Linked DNA regions of Homo sapiens: region 1 is linked to region 2. Evidence: read pairs that join two places in POLR2A ChIA-PET (ENCODE). Cell type or tissue: PC-9. All regions are shown on one strand. Links, peaks and the distances in the headings refer to the core of each region. The heading gives the core; the rest is flanking DNA.

What was found. Peaks named below come from ENCODE experiments on the same cell type or tissue, not always from the same donor. Only the 100,000 strongest peaks of a DNase experiment are listed, where the experiment ranks them.
Region 1: POLR2A ChIA-PET joins it to region 2 with 7 read pairs; 2 of 35 experiments call an interaction of 5 or more read pairs at or near these places.

Annotation. Positions count from the first base shown.
Region 1 is chr6:44,905,771-44,914,058 of GRCh38, forward strand. The region is part of intron 10 of SUPT3H (SPT3 homolog, SAGA and STAGA complex component); the gene reads right to left. Among named protein-coding and RNA genes, the nearest start is that of MIR586, 290 kb to the right of the region's middle. In PC-9, for the core only: no CTCF peak of the experiment used is centred there; no DNase peak of the experiment used is centred there.
Region 2 is chr6:45,384,345-45,392,632 of GRCh38, forward strand. All of the region lies in intron 2 of RUNX2 (RUNX family transcription factor 2), which reads left to right. Among named protein-coding and RNA genes, the nearest start is that of SUPT3H, 11 kb to the left of the region's middle. In PC-9, for the core only: no CTCF peak of the experiment used is centred there; a DNase peak (open chromatin) is centred at 4,227.

The DNA of each region.
Region 1 (8,288 bases), core at 1,283-6,282, 480 kb before region 2:
AAATGTCCAACCAACAATGATAGACTGGATTAAGAAAATGTGGCACATATACACCACGGAATACTATGCAGCCATAAAAAATGATGAGTGCATGTCCTTTGTAGGGACATGGATGAAGCTGGAAACCATCATTCTCAGCAAACTATCGCAAGGACAAAAAAACCAAACACCACATGTTCTCACTCACAGGTGGGAACTGAACAATGAGAACACATAGACACAGGAAGGGGAACATCACACACCGGGGCCTGTTGTGCGGTGGGGGGATGGGGAGGGATAGCATTAGGAGATATACCTAATGTTAAATGATGAGTTAATGGTTGCAGCACATCAAATGGCACATGTATACATATGTAACTAACCTGCACATTGTGCACATGTACCCTAAAACCTAAAGTATAATAAAACTATTTTAGTTATTTTGAAGAAATATAAAGCCATAACAAAAGCCATTATGCTTTTTACTCGAGTGTTAATGAATGCAAAGAGATTAGATAGTAGTATTTAATTAATGATGTTTATCTTCAGTATATTTAATATGAGTAATTTTTCACCTCCTTTACAGAGGAACAATGTTTATTGTTTAAAGGTGGGAAATGATGGCTAAGCCACCAAATCTATTTCACGATATTTGACTGTATTATGCATTGTACAATGGATTTCATTTTTCATGTAATATCTCAGTTTTCTTACCTATAAAACAAAAGCAGTGGCTGGGCGCGGTGGCTCATGCCTGTAATCGCAGCGCTTTGGGAGGCCGAGTTGGGCGGATCACGAGGTCAGGAGTTTGAGACCAGCCTGGCCAACATTGTGAAACCCGTCTCTAATAAAAATACAAAAAATTAGCCAGGCATGGTGGTGGGCCCCTATAATCCCAGTTACTTGGGAGGCTGAGGCAGGAGAATCGCTTAAACCTGGGAGGCAGAGGTTGCAGTGAGCCGAGACTGCGCCACTGCACTCCAACCTGGGCAACAGAGTGAGACTCCGTCTCAAAAAACAAACAAAAAAAATTCACAAGGGTTCCCAGTCTGTATTGTTTTATTATCTCAAAAGTTTAAATAAGATGTTCTCCTGCTCTTGGCCATTGTTGTTTTTACTCTCAAATGCATTAGTACTTTTCCTGATGTACTTTGGAGGTTGACCCATGAATTTCATAGACTTTCTGCTGGAATTTAAGGGTGTCTGATTAGATGTGGAATGTAGACGGACACAACCTTCAAGTGATTAACGTCATTGTTTTCTTGCTGTGTCATTACCTTGATGATTAAGATACAATTCTTTTAAAAACCAAATGACACTAGTTATGTTTCTCAAATTAGAAAACTATTTGTTATTTTAAAGAAATATGAAGCCATAACAAAAACCATTATGTTTTTTACTCCAGAGTGTAAATGAATGCAGAGATTAGACAGTGGTATTTAATTAATGATGTTTATTTTCACTATATTTAATCTGAGTAATTTTTCACCTCCTTTACGGGGGAATAATGTTTATTGTTTAAAGGTGGGAAATGATGGTTAAGCCACCAAATCTATTTCACGATATTTGACTGTATTAGCATTGTACAATGGATTTCATTTTTTATGTAATGTCTCAGTTTTCTTACCTATAAAATAAAAGCAGTGGCCGGGCATGGTAACTCATGCCTGTAATCCCGACACTTTGGGAGGCTGAGACGGGCGGATCACCTGAGGTGGGGAGTTCAAGACTAGGCTGGCCAACATGGTGAGACCCTATCTCTACTAAAAATACAAAAAGTTAACCAGGCATGGTGGTACACAACTGTAATCCCAGCTACTTGGGAGGCTGAGGCAGGAGAGTTGCTTGAACCTGGGAGGCAGAGGTTGCAGTGAGCCCAGATCATGCCACTGCACTCCAGCCTGGGCAACACAGTGAGACTCTGTCTCAAAAAAGGAAAACAGTAAAATTATTATACTCTAATTTGTATGCGGTTGTTACAGGCATTATTGTTTTGGAAGGTGATATTTTTCATCTTGTACACAACATGGCTGTCTCCATTTTGTGAGATGCTGACCTCACAGGCTTTCAAAATTTCTGATTTGCTAAAAATATTAGTAATGAATGTTTATCTATATTTTCCTCAATGTTAAGTTAAAGAAAAAGAAAAACAAAACTTGCTTAGTTACTTTCTGAAGATAAGTTTTGATGATGTGGCTCTGACTATGGTAAAGTAAGGAACTGTGGAGGACCAAAGAGCCAGGAGAACTTGAAAGAGTAGCAAGAAATAACCAAAACTGCTGAAATCCATTTCATTGACCTTCTCAAGGAAAAAATTTTAACAACTCCCCATGTGTCCAAAGAATTTAATTTTAACCAGTGCAAAAATGTAGCAAGATTTTTAGAAATAACTTTTTTTTCTTTTCTTTTTTTTTTTTTTTGAGATGGAGTCTCGCTCTGTCACTCAGGCTGGAGTGCAGTGGAGCTATCTGAGCTCACTGCAAGCTCTGCCTCCTGGGTTCACATCATTCTCCTGCCTCAGCCTCCCAAGTAGCTGGGACTACAGGCGCCCACCACCATGCCCAGCTAATTTTTTGTAATTTTAGTAGAGACGGGGTTTTACCGTGTTAGCCAGGATGGTCTCGATCTCCTGACCTCGTGATCCGCCCACCTAGGACTCCCAAAGTGTTGGGATTACAGGCATAAGCCACCGTGTCTGGCCAGAAATACCATTTTTAAAAGCTAGACACTGGGCACTGAATCTCAATTCTAAACAGAAAAGACATACTACGCATGAATTCATGGAACTTGCCTGGCTGCCAAAAATTTGCTATTTCACACTGGTACTATGGGGAAAGTATTTAAGAGAACTGCCAACTACGCAATCTAGCTTCGTAAATTAGACCCATTCCATGTGTAAAGGAAAGTCACCTTTACACCCCAGAAAGTCTTCACTGCAAGCCAACTTTGTGCCTAGCACTATGCAAAGAACTGTGGAAAGGTAGGTATATATAATTCCTGACATATCAGACATGTAGGCCACTAAAATATCTGAGTACAAACTAAAAAAAAAATATTGAAATATTTGGTTTATAGAAGTACTCACTGGTTCAGCCTTACTCTGAGCTAATATTGTCTCTAAAATTTTAATAAATAGGTAATAGTGGAAAATTGGTTTAGAAACTCTAAATTATAGCATAGGGAAATATTAAATAATAAGCTTTCATCTATCTCCTCAGCAACAACTACTTTTATGATTTTCATGTGTCCTTCCAGATAATTCTATGTATATACTAGCATATATATGTATACACATATAGCTATAAAAATATATCTTTAATTACCCCCTTAATATAAATAACACTATGTATCTTTCTGCTGCTCTATACCTAAGAGGTGTGTGTGTGTGTGTGCGTGTGTGTGTGTGTGTGTGTGTGTGTGTGGTTACTAACATATTTTGGGAATTTTTTCTATATCATATGCTAAACTTGCTATCCATATTTGGGTGTATTTCTGATCTTTCTAGGCTGCTCAATTTATCTATTTATGTATTAACATCAAATTGAATTACTGTAGCTTTGTAATGTTTTGATATTGGGCCTAGTTAATTAATAACTCCCTCCCTAATTATACTTTTCAAGAAATTTCCTGGCTCTTCTTATATATTTCATTTTCTATATGAAATTCTGGATCACCTATTTAGTCCTTTCCCCAACCTCTGATTTTGATTTTTAAAAATTGGGATCAGAAGTGCTACATCTTTAAGCTCACACTTATCCTATAAAATGCTCAGATTAAGTCTTAACCATGTAGCATACTAATATATAACAATTATCTTGAATTTTATAGTTATCTAGAATTTTCCTATGTACGAAGACTGTTCACTTTTATTATCTCCTTTAACCTTTTCAACCACTATGGCACCATGCAGGGGCCTGTTTTTTGACTCTCACATTACAGATGGAGAGAGGCGCATGGACTTGTCCTCAAGGCCTGTAGGTAAGGGCTCTGACACCTAGCTCAGGCCCAGGGCTCTTCCCATTATACCAAAGGCTGAGGGCATTACAAGTCTTCAGGAAACATTTTCAAAATAGGGAATGCTACCATTTTAGAAATGTTGGCAGGCTATCAAATTTTCAAACTTTAAATGAAGTTTAAAACACAATAATACTGGCATGAATACAGTGAAATGAGAACTCTCACGAATTGCTGGTGGGAGGGTAAAGTAGCATAGCGCTTTTGGAAAGTATTTGGACAATACATACCAAAAGTCTTAAAGTGTTTCAGAGGAAGAAGAAAATTGCTACTGGGATTTCTGGGCTGCAGTTCCCTCTGCTCATGAACCCACTTCCCTTGCTCCAGTTGGGCCTATTTCCCCACTGTCTTCTGAGTCCTGTAATCATGCTCAACTCTCTACCTGTCTGTAGAACCTCCCTTCCCCTATCTTCTCCTTCTCTCTTTTCCCCTACACCTTGGACCTTCAGGCTGGCAAGGTGTCACTGAAACCTGACCTTCCATGTTTCCCAACATTTCCCATTAGCTCCAGATCCTTACATGTCATGCCTTCATTCCCAGTCTCTTATCTTCTCCCAAGGTTTCTCTACTGCGTATCTTGCTGGTGGAGAAAATTGTTTACTATATTCCTTTCATTTTTATTTCAGAATTAATAACCATTGTTCTCATTTTCCAATTAAATGACAAAATTAAAACTTTTTCAAACAATGCACATCCCCTTACTTACTTCATGGGATTTAAGTAACTTTTCCAGAAATAACAACAAAATAAACCCCAAAATGATAAGACAGTCACTGAAATACTTTTCTCTGAATAATATGCCTTTATCTACCATGACCAGAAAATATTATCTAAAGAAATTAAGATTGTGAATCTTCTTCATAATTAGGCAAATATTTTCATTTCCTTTTTCTAATTTCTCTTTGATTTAGAAAATGTATTTTCTTTCAAATTAAAAAAAAAAAAGGGGGCCAGGCATGGTGGCTCACGCCTGTAACCCCAGCACTTTATGAGGCCGAGGAGGGTGGATCACTCGAGGTCAGGAGTTCAAGACCAGTCTGGCCAACATGGTGAAACCCCATCTTCACTAAAAAATACAAAAATTAGCCAGGTATGATGGCAGGTGCCTATACTCCCAGCCACTCGGGAGGCTTAGGCAGGAGAACCATTTGAACCTGGGAGGCAGAGGTTGCAATGAGCCGAGATCATGCCACCGCACTCCAGCCTGGGCAACAGAGTGAGACTCCATCTCAAAAAAAAAAAAAAAAAAAAAAAAAAGTAGCTTCTTTTATAAATGAAATAGTCTAACTTAGATATAATTGTTTTTGATGAGTTTTTTTTTAAAGCTATTGCTAACACTATTGGTAAGCTTTTGCTAACATTATTATCCATATCAAGTAACTATTGATAGCACAATTCAAAATTGATTTCATTTTCCTCCAAAAAGGCTTTGAGAATCTTCTGTTGTTCTCTTTTAGTGCATCTTCTTTTGTCTTAGAATTAATCACTTAAATTTTTTAGTCAGCATTCCCACCACATGTTTGACAGTGGTTGCAAGGTCAAATTTGGTATATATTTAATTAGGATGTTTTTTCCTTTGGGCAGATTCAGAAAATATCATAACTATCTTCCAAATTGTTCCAAAGAATGTCACTGTTATTGACACAACTCCTAGCAATACATTCAAAAGACGATGCATTACTTACGGCATAAAAAATACTTCTGGAATTTATGCCAAAATTCTGGCATGTATACCTTTTCTTTTGTCAGCTGTATTAGTACCATCATGATGGTCTTGCCCTTCAGATGATTTTAAATTTTTAAAATAAAGCTGCAATTTTTATTATAATTTTTTGAAAATTTAATGGACTCATTAAATATTTCTATTTTAAAGAAGGTATTCACAATTCTAATGTCTACTATCCATATAGTTGCCAATATAAGGAATGACTATTACAGTTCATGCACTTTACATCTAGGCCTAAATATGTACCAGTGTAAGGGTAATACGAATTGTTACTGTTTTTCAGCTAACATTTGCAACTGCTGTGGATACTGTGTTAATTTGTGAGCATATTTGGAACCTTGAATTAGAACATGGAGAGAGGCAAGAAAACTGATGCTTGGCACCACTAGGAAACAATGCTTCCTTATGCCAGAAACTATTGCATTCATACCCAGAGAAAGGCTTTGATGAGTTAATTTCCTTTCCCTCTTAAATAAAAGCTCTGCAGCTCAAATCTTCCCCTTGCTCTTACTTAAGCAGTGTCTGTCTACGAAGTCATGGCAGCACAATCCACAGAACTTCATGGAATTCAGCAGCAGTTTCCTTTGGAGGCAGGGGGTGATAAAATATATATAACAAAATTTGTCATTTTAACAATTTTTAAGTGTACAAGTCAGTGGCATTAATTACATTAATAATATTGTACAAGCATCATCATCTACTTTTTCATCATCCCGAACAGAAGTTCTGTGCCCATTAAGCAATAATTCCTCCTCTTCCCCCACTGCTGTAGCTTCTAATCTACTTTCTGCCTGTGTGAATTTGCTCATTCTAGATATTTCCAGTAAGTGGGATCATACAGTATTTGTCCTTTTGTGTCTGGCTTATTTCACTTAGCATAATATTTTCAAGGTTTATCCATGTTATAGCACGTATCAGAACCTCACTCCTTTTTATGGCTGAATAATATTTCATTGTATGTATATACTATGTTTTGCATCCCCATTCATCATCAGTTGCCTCTTATTCAGGGCACATTGTAAGAGATGTGGAGAAGTGGAACCTGAACAATGTTTGTGATAGGAGATACTCTCTACACTGTGGGACCTGGGGCAGGAGTCCTTCTGCCTGGTCTGAGAGCAGTAGTGCTGCCCCACAAGAATCACTGGCAGAGATTCTTGATTATTCCAGTTGTTGTTCCCTTTACCTCTGGATTCCTAAAGCACCTAGAACCAATGATGTGAAGTTTAACACTTATCTACAGAATGAGTTACTGTTGCCCTCCTTACAATTAAATGTAAAGTCTCTTTTTGTTCTCAGCTGTTGATAGTTGATACAGAAGGAAATGAACACTGGCTCTGAATGTGGCAGTTACTGTGCTAGGTGAGGAGGCACCATAGATGTTCAGTTTCTTCCCCTTCTCTCTTCTCCAGTGTCTAATATTGCACTGATAATACACTAGGAATTCAAAATTATTGTCGATTCATTGATTGGAAAATGCCTTCTTCCCAAGAAAATGTGTGAAATACTTGACTCTCATTCTTCTTTGTTCATCAGAAAAACTGATTTCCCTGGCCAGTAAGAAGAGGCAAACCAAAGCTTACCCCTCAGGAAAAAGAGGCTTCAGAGAATTGCATTTCCTGATTGTAGATGGGAGAGGGGATTTCTTCTCCCTTTCTTCCCAAGGCTCATCTCTATCTGCATAATGGAGTAGAATCATCATCCTTCCAGTTGACAGTCTACATTAGGACACATTTCTTTGCATTATTTTTTCTTTGCTACAATGCTGAGAATTCTTCTCTTTTTCCCAAGGAAAGCAGAGTCACAGCATGCCTGTGTTTATCATTGGCTTTTATTTGGCATAATTAAAACAAAAAAAGATGAATTCTCCTCCAGTCAGGAAACATGTGAAGCCCCATCTTCAACTTGCAGCTGTCTAGCTTTTTTATTTAGCCATATAGCACAAAATATTTTATGTTGGGAATTTCTTAACAGGATGAGAGAAGGGCTCCTCATTAAGAATGTAGACAACTACAGTCTGCATGGGAACCTGATGAATTTCATGGCTGCATGTGAATTTGTTATCCAAGAAGAGAACATAACTTCCAAATTTGAAAACAAGACGTCTAGACTCTTTTCTTAATTGATGACTACACATAAAAATGTATAATAAAAATGTGTCTGCAACTCTACAAAAGCATCCCACTAACAAAAGCACTTTTATCAGAAAAATTAGGTTGTGTCTATGAGAACACACATTCATCTAACAAATAGATGCGTCTTACTGTCCATATTATTCTGCTACTTGGGGTTCTTCAAATTTTGTTTTCCAAGTGGTTATTTTTGGTATCTAAAATTTTTCAGACAAAAGCTTCCTAAATGGATAGTGATGATTCAGTGCCACCCCTATCATATAGTTTCATGTGTAACTTGTGATTTTCATAACAAATGTTTATCAACTATCAACTTGAGTCCTCATTAAATATTTTCCATTTAATAGCTCATAAAATAGTCACATGAGTAAAATCTGCCTTCATCAAGTACCATTACAAAGAATAATATTCTATTATAATAATATTCTATCCAGAAC
Region 2 (8,288 bases), core at 1,108-6,107:
CATGATCTCAGCTCACTGCAACCTCTACCTCCGGTGTTCAAGCTATTCTTATGTCTCAGCCTCCTGAGTAGCTGGGACTACGGGCATGCACCACCACGCCCAGCTAATTTTTGTATTTTTTGTAGAGACAGCATTTTGTTATGTTGGCAAGGCTGGTCTTGAACTCCTGGCCTCAAGTGATCCTCCCACCTTGGCCTCCCAAAGTGCTGGGATTACAGGTGTGAGCCACTGTGCCTGGCCAGTTTTCTAGTTTTTATTATAATTAGTTATTGAGTAATTTTATAATGTTTATATTTTTAATGTGTTAGACATAGTACTATTAAACACAAAATCTTATCTCAAGTATTAGACATTAGGGTGTCTTTTTTTTTTTTTTTTTTTTTTTTTTTTAAAGACCGGGTCTCACTCTATCTCCCAGACTGGAGTGCAGTGGCACAATCATAGCTCACTGTAACTTCAAACTTCGGGGCTCAAGCAGTCCTCCCACCTGATGCTACAGATGCACACCACCATACCCTGTTAATTTTTTAAAAAAATTTTATGGAGATGGGGTCTCACTATGTTGCCCAAGCTGATCTCAAACCCCTGGCCTCACGTCATCTTCCTGCCTCAGCATCCAAACTGCTGGGACTACAGGCATGAGCCACTATGCCCAGCCTATTTTTTCTTAATTCAGTAAACTTATGTAAATTTGACAATTATTCTTTTAACAGACATTTACTGAGGACGTAGTAAGTACACTATTTGTCATTGTTAGACATTGGGAATATAAGATGAATAACAGAGTCTCTGCTCTCAAAAAGACTTCTTACTGGTGAATTTAGGAGAGACAAAGGTATATAAACAAGGAAGAGCAAAGGTACTATGATAATATGTAACCTGGGTGTCAGCTGAGATCTCCCTGGGTTTTAACCTCTCGGTTAGGATTGGTTTGAACCTCCATTCCACCTCATTTGCAAGTCCAATGCCCAACCCAAGTTTTTTTCTTATTTCTGGGGAGCTGATGTTCTCACTGAACCGCTTTGGCTCTGAACTTCCCCTTACGGTAAACTAGTGAGGTTCATGGATGAGCTGCCATCTGTCCTTATTCCACAAACATCCACTCAGATGTGGAACTTATCCCTGTTCCTAGGTTTCACCCAAAAGCATTTTCACAAAGCTCTGTGTGGGCACAGCAGATTTACTAAGGTTGTGAAATGATGAAAGGGAGTTAACATCACAACATCACAGAAACACAACTTAAAAGTACTGTAAATTTCTATTCTTAAAAGCAGGCCAGGTGTGGTGGCTCAAACCTATAATCCCAGCACTTTGGGAGGCCAAGGTGGGTGGATCGCTTGAGGTCAGGTGTTCAAGACCAGCCTAGTCAATATGGTGAAACCCCGTCTGTACTAAAAATACAGAAATCAGCTGGGCATGGTTGTGCATGCCTGTAATCCCAGCTACTCAGTAGACTGAAGCAGGAGAATCTCTTGAAGCTGGGAGGTGGAGGTTGTGTTGAGCGAAGATCGCACCACTGCACTCCAGCCTTGGTGAAAAAGCACTCCTGCCACAATATCGTGCTTCTCCACAGTGCCCCTTTTTCTTCTTTCTACTCAGTCCTCTGCTCTTCCTCACCCACAAATTCTTATTTGTTTTTAATATTAAGTAGTTTTTTCTTTTCTTAGATTCCAGCAGGCTCCAGTCTTTGAGGGCTTACTGCCCACCCAGCAGCTTATTAGTGCTTTTTTTTTTTTTTTTGAGACGGAGTTTCACTCTTTTTGCCCAGGCTGGAGTGCAATGGAACAATCTCGGCTCACTGCAACCTCCGCCTCCCAGGTTCAAGCGATTCTCTTGCCTCAGCCTCCCTAGTAGCTGGGATTATAGGCATATGCCACCACGCCTGGCTAATTTTGTATTTTTAGTAGAGATGGGGTTTCTCCATATTGGTCAGGCTGGTCTCAAACTGCCGACCTCAGGTGATCTGCCCACCTCGGCCTCCCAAAGTGCTGGGATTACAAGCATGAGCCACTGCGCCCGTCCTATTAGTGCATTTTCTCAAAGAAATTGGAGATCATTTCCTTCAAAACTATGCTCTGATATAAATTATCTTACCTCCATATGTATAGATTGTAGCAGAGACACAATTAGGGAGTAGTCATTTGAGGCCACTAAGTGTTGACTGGAGCAGAGAAAGATGTCAAGGAAGATAACTTCTCTGAACCTCAGTTGTCTTCAAGGTCTTGTGATGAGGATTACATGGAAATGTATGCAAAGTGCCTTGCACATGATAAGCTCTTAATAAATGTTGGGTTTTTTTGTCATTATTGTCGTTACTGTTGAGAAGATGACGCATCACTCAGCCTTGAAGAGTAAATGATGGTTTAACAAAATGAGGAAGGATAATTTAGGCAGAGGGAGCCGTATTAGCAAAGTCAGTGTGTTGGAGGAAACTGCCAGTTGTCCAGCATGATGAGATCATAGGGTATGAGAAAGAAAGCTAGAAATTTGACAGGAGCCAGATCAAATAAAGTCTTGGGCATTAAGTTTGGGCTTTATCTAATAAAAGATGGTGAGCCTTGGAATAATTTTTTTTAATGCAATGACATAGTTTGCTTTTTAGTTGACAGTAATGTGTAAGACAGGTTGGAAGGGTGAAAAACTGGAAGGAGCTAACAGTTCAGGAAGAGGTGATACGGGCTAGAGTTAAGTCAATGGAGTAGGAAACAATAGAAGATGGCAGGAGAAATGCTAAAGAAGTAGAATTTTATATAACTTGGGTACTCGTAAGACATGAGGATAGAAGTAAGGCAAAGAAGGAACTCAAGTATCATTCCAAGGTTTCTTGACTTACTGAGTGGATGGTAGTACCATTTATCAAGACAAGGCATACTAAAATGGCAGTTTTGGACATATGTTTGAGGTGACTGTACAAAATCTCAGTGGCTATGACAAGTAGCAAACTGGAATATTCAGGCAAAATAGTCAAGATAGAAGCTAGAATAAATTATGTAGTTCAAGAGAGTGGCTGCACATTTAGGTTTAGGAACCAGAAGCACACAGCACTCATCATTCCACACACATAACTCACATGCGACACACAGCCCTGTTCCTAGATTCGGCCTAGAAACATTCTCGCAAGAATCTGTGTGGGCACAGCGGAAGCCAAAGGAGACAATGAAATGCCCGAGACAGTGCATAAAACAATGAGAAGTGAGTCAAACATCAAATCCTAAATATCCACATTCAATGCTTCTAGTTCCCAGATCTAAATGTCCACATACTCTCCTGATCTCCAGACTGTATTCTAGCTTCTATCCGCACCATTCTGCCTGAATATTCCAGTTGTGCTACTGGTTATAGCCACTGGGATTTTATACAGTTACCTTAAACACAGTCAATGGGAGGAGGAGAGGAAGAGTCAACAAGGAACGTTGAGAGGGTGCTTAGTGGTGTCACAGAAACCAGGAGAGCAGAGTTTCAGAGAGGCATATTAATGATGCTAAAACGAGAATCAGGATTAATTGGACTTAGCCAGTTGAAGGTAATCGTTGGCAAAACAGCTTCAATAGAGTGGTAGGAATAGAAGCTTGGTTATAGTGACTTGGAAAGTCCTATAAGTTCCTTATTCTTCCCAAGAAATTGGCCTGTGAAAGAGAAAGAGTAGCTGGAGAAATATTCAGGGCCATGATATAGATGTTCAAGATCAAAAGACTTGAGGTTATTTACAGGCTTTCGAGAAGAAGCTGGTAAGGAGGGAAGGTTTGAACACTTGGGATAGACGAAGGCTAATGACGAAATCACTGGATGCAAAGATAGAATTAGACCCTAGAAAAGAGCCCAGAAAGTGAGATGAGTCTTAAATTAGAAAAGAGGCAGATTGGAAAAAAGAAATGAGAACTTGAAGCAGACCATACCTAATGATCCCAGTTTTTTCAGTAATGTATGAAAGCAACTATTTTGCTGAAAAAGTGAGGATGACAGGGTAAATCCTGTATGAGGTGATAAAGTTTTGTTGCCACACTATGAGGAATAGGACAGAGATAACCAGAGGCTTGTTAAATTGCAGCTAGCCCAGAGCATACAGCAGTGGCTTTAAAAGTGTACTTGCAGCATCTGCTTCTCGTTAGAAATGAATATTTGGGCCCCGCCCCAAACCTGCAGAATCAGATACTCTGGGGGGCGGAGTTCAGCAATCTAACTTAACAAGTTGTCCAGGTGATTTTGAAGTAAGTTAATGTTTGAGAACAACTTGCACTAGAGCATCTACAGAATTTGTGACTCCTCCAACTAGCAAGCAATGATGAAGCACAAACTATGTTACTCAACCACATTCTAGTCATTTTTGGTCATATTTTTCATATTACAAATACATTTATTTGGAACAATATTGTTAAGGACTTTTAAAAATCTACTGGTTTCTCTCTAGAAATGGGTGTCATACAGGATTTAAAAATCTAAACCAAGAGATTTCTTTCTTCCAAGTTTTACAAAGCAAATACTATAAAAAAAATCTTGCTTCTCTACTCTCATTTTACATTTATAATAGAGAAATAATAAAATTGTTGTTCATAGCATCAGAAATATTCAGCGACTCCCCCTATATAGCAATTCTCAAATTATGCTCCAGCACTGGTATCATCTCATTCTAACCAAATAATGGCAGTCATTTCCCAATTCATGGGGAAGGAATTTATGAACTGAATTTCTCAATTTTAAATTATCCTCCAACAAATGTTTCTTAAACCTTCGGCTTCTACTACTACTTGTCTTGCAGCAAGTGCTAATTGATGACCAAGTAAGTGAACAAATAGTAAATAAATATTAATGAAACTTGAAGTTAGCCAGTCATACTTAGTTCAATAGTTTCTCTTCAATAGAACACATGTTTATGACTGTGATTTTTATATTGCATACCAATAATAAAGTCATTTTCTACTATTATTGTCCCAATAATCTTGCCATTGCTCAAATATTTGGAACCTAACTTGGAACTACTTTCACGATCTGGGAGATATCCTTTTGGAAATCCTGAACAATGAAACAGCCAACAGATCACTGGTCTAGAAAGATCATAAAGACTCATTTTTCAGCTAAATATGTGTGTAGGTGATCAAGGTGATTTAACCAAGTATGTCTTGCTTAAAGAAATATGGCATAATATGTAGAAATCCATATTTGTAAATCATAGATGGACATATAGATGACAGTGAGACATTCTCCAATTACTTACAATTAAGACTAAGCTCTGAAAGTTTATTTGTACAATAAGTAAATAATGGATCATTGTAGAGATACAGATCCAAGACAGCAAGCCTTAATTATAACCTGATTAAAATATGATATAAATAAGAAGAGAGGTTAGTCAGGAAGCACAGAAAGAGCAGAATTAGAACATATTGGCAGGCCGGGCATGGTGGCTCATGCCTGTAATCTGGTACTTTGGGAGGCTGAGGTGGGCAGATCACTTGAGGCCAGGAATTAGAGACCAGCCTGGCCAGCATGGTGAAACCACGTCTCTACTAAAAATACAAAAATTAGGTATGGTGGTGCACACCTGTAATCCCAGCTGCTTGGGAGGTTGAGGCACGAGAATCACTTGAACCTGGGAGATGGAGGTTGCAGTGAGCCGAGATTGAACCAGTGCCCTCCAGCCTGGGCCACAGAGGAAGACTCTGTCTCAAAAAAAAAAAAAAGTTATTTCACATTCCAATTCTGTGGAGGTAAATGAGGAAAAGAAATAGGTCAGGCTATGATGGTCTTAGTATTATTTAAAAATTCAAATTATGTAGATAACTCTCATTATCCTGATTCTGTTGTGACCAAGCAACCTTCAGATTCTTTGGCTTCCATGAATAGTATTTGGCTTCTCAGTAATGTGATAATAATGTCAATGATAATGTCAATAACTCAGCATTTTGTTTTTTATGCTGGGTCTCTTATAAGTTGAGTCAGCTCTGGAACAGCAATATGTTGTCTGGTGAGGGTCAAGGGGGTCAAACCCCAAACCCGAACTCCACTCTAAGAGGTTCAGGCCGTCTTCCTTGGCAGTACCCCAACCTGGAAACCTGTTTTTCTTCTGAACAACTACAGGAAACAGATAAATTATCATGTGCTTTTTCACCTCATAAAAGGATCGTTTGCTTTATGAAAATGTTTTAAAACATTGGGAACTTAAAGAAGATGAGAAACTGAGAAGTGACTTTTGAGTTTTCAGAAGTGCTTTAATGTTGACATAACTAGTCTTGATGGTGTGGTGAGGGTATAAATGTGAACATATTGAACAGATCACTCATTTGAGAAGGTTAGCAGTTAAAAGAAGGAAGGGAACAAAATGGAAGGTGAAAGTGTAATTGGGTAATTGAAAAGAATTTTGGTTGTCATTTTCCCCCATGAGAAAGAAACTAGGTCAGAAAAAAAAGAGAAAGGCCAATGGAAATGGAAATAGAGATATGAACATCACAGGAGAGAAGCTGGATAACTGAGAATACAGGCTCCCTAAAAAGATTGGGTTTGTGGGGCAAGGGAGTACATTTCCTTCAGGGAAAACTCCTTCAAAATTACTCTGAAACATAGTACTTCTTTTAAATACATAACTTTATTATTATAGATTGGCTTTAGACTCTCTTCCCTCTGATCAAATCTCTCTCAAATTTTATTTATTTACAAAATATGAATGAAGCGTCTCTCACAATTAAAAGAGGAAGAAAGATGTGATCCCTGTCCTAGAGAAGCTTATAGTCTAACCGGAAAAAATGGACTTCTAAACAAATCATTGCATGTCTTGTATAGGTACAAGATTCTATGTGATATGGTTTGGATGTTTATCCACACGAAATTTCATTTTGAAATGTGATTCCCAAAGTTGGAGCTGGGGCCTGGTTGAAGGTGACTAGATCATGGGGGCAGATCCCTCATGAATGGCTTGGCACCATCCCCTTGGTAAAAGTGAGCTCTTGCTGTTAGTTTATATGAGATTCTGTTGTTTAAAAGAGTCTGAGACCTTCCCCTTGCTCTCTTGTTCCCACTCTCGCCCTGTGATGAGCCTGCACCTGCTTCACCCTTCATCATGATTATAAGCTTTCTGGGCAGATATTGGTACTATGATTACTTGTACAGCCTGAAGAACCATGAACCAATTAAACCTTTTTTCTTTATAAATTACCCAGCCTCAGGTATTTCTTTACAGCAATGCTAAAATGGCCTAACACAATGTATTAGTCTGTTTCCACACTGCTGTAAAGAACTGCCTGAGACTGGGTAATTTATAAAGGAAAGAGGTTTAATTGACTCACAGTTCAGCATGGCTGGGGAGGTTTCAGGAAACTTACAGTCATGGTGGAAAGCGAAGGTGAAGCAAGGCGCCTTCTTCACAAGGCAGCAGGAAAGAGAAGTGCCAAGCAAAGGGGAAAGAGCCCTTATAAAACTCACTATCACGAGAACAGCATGGGGAAACCGCCCCATGATTCAATTACCTCTACCTGGTCTCTCACTTGACACTTGGGGATTATGGGGATAAAAATCAAGATGAGATTTGGGTGGGGACACAAAGCCTAAATGTATCACACACTATGGAAGCATAGAGGAGATTAGTTTTGCTTTTTAAATATTCAAATAATACTTCAAAACTATTTAATCCATTTCATTGGTGGCTCATCTTTTCACCAGTTTCCAGTCCTCATCTGCAGGCTCTCATATATGTAGTCAGGCCTTTATACTTGTTTCCAATCAGTTAAACAAACATACATTTTCCTTGCTTGTACAGTATAATAGAACTAGAGGCTCTGGGGAACTCAGAATTACGTAATACATAATACCTGCCTTCAAGAAATCTGCACGCCAATTGAGGTGTGCAAGCTAATAGAACATTTTATTTTTTACTATTTATATTTAAATATAGGCTGGGCATATTGGCTCATGCCTGTAATCCCAGCACTTTGAGAGGCCAAGGCAGGAGGATTGCTTGAGGCTGGGAGTTTGAGACCAGCCTGGGCAACATTTTGTGAGACTCTGTCTCTACAAAAAAATATATAAAAACTAGCCAGGTGTGGTGGCATCCACCTATATTCCTAGCTACTTGGGAAGCTGAGGCAGGAGGAATGCATGAGTCCAGGTTACAGTGAGCTGTGATCACACCACTATACTCCAGCCTGGACAACAGAGTGAGATTCTGTCCCTAATAAAATAAAATAAATAAAAATAAATACCCTTTTACTTCTTAAAGGGAAAACTAATTAGGCTGTATAATCCGCATAATAATTCTGTGACATTTCCCAGACAGCAAAGACTTTGGGTGGGGAGGGTCAGAA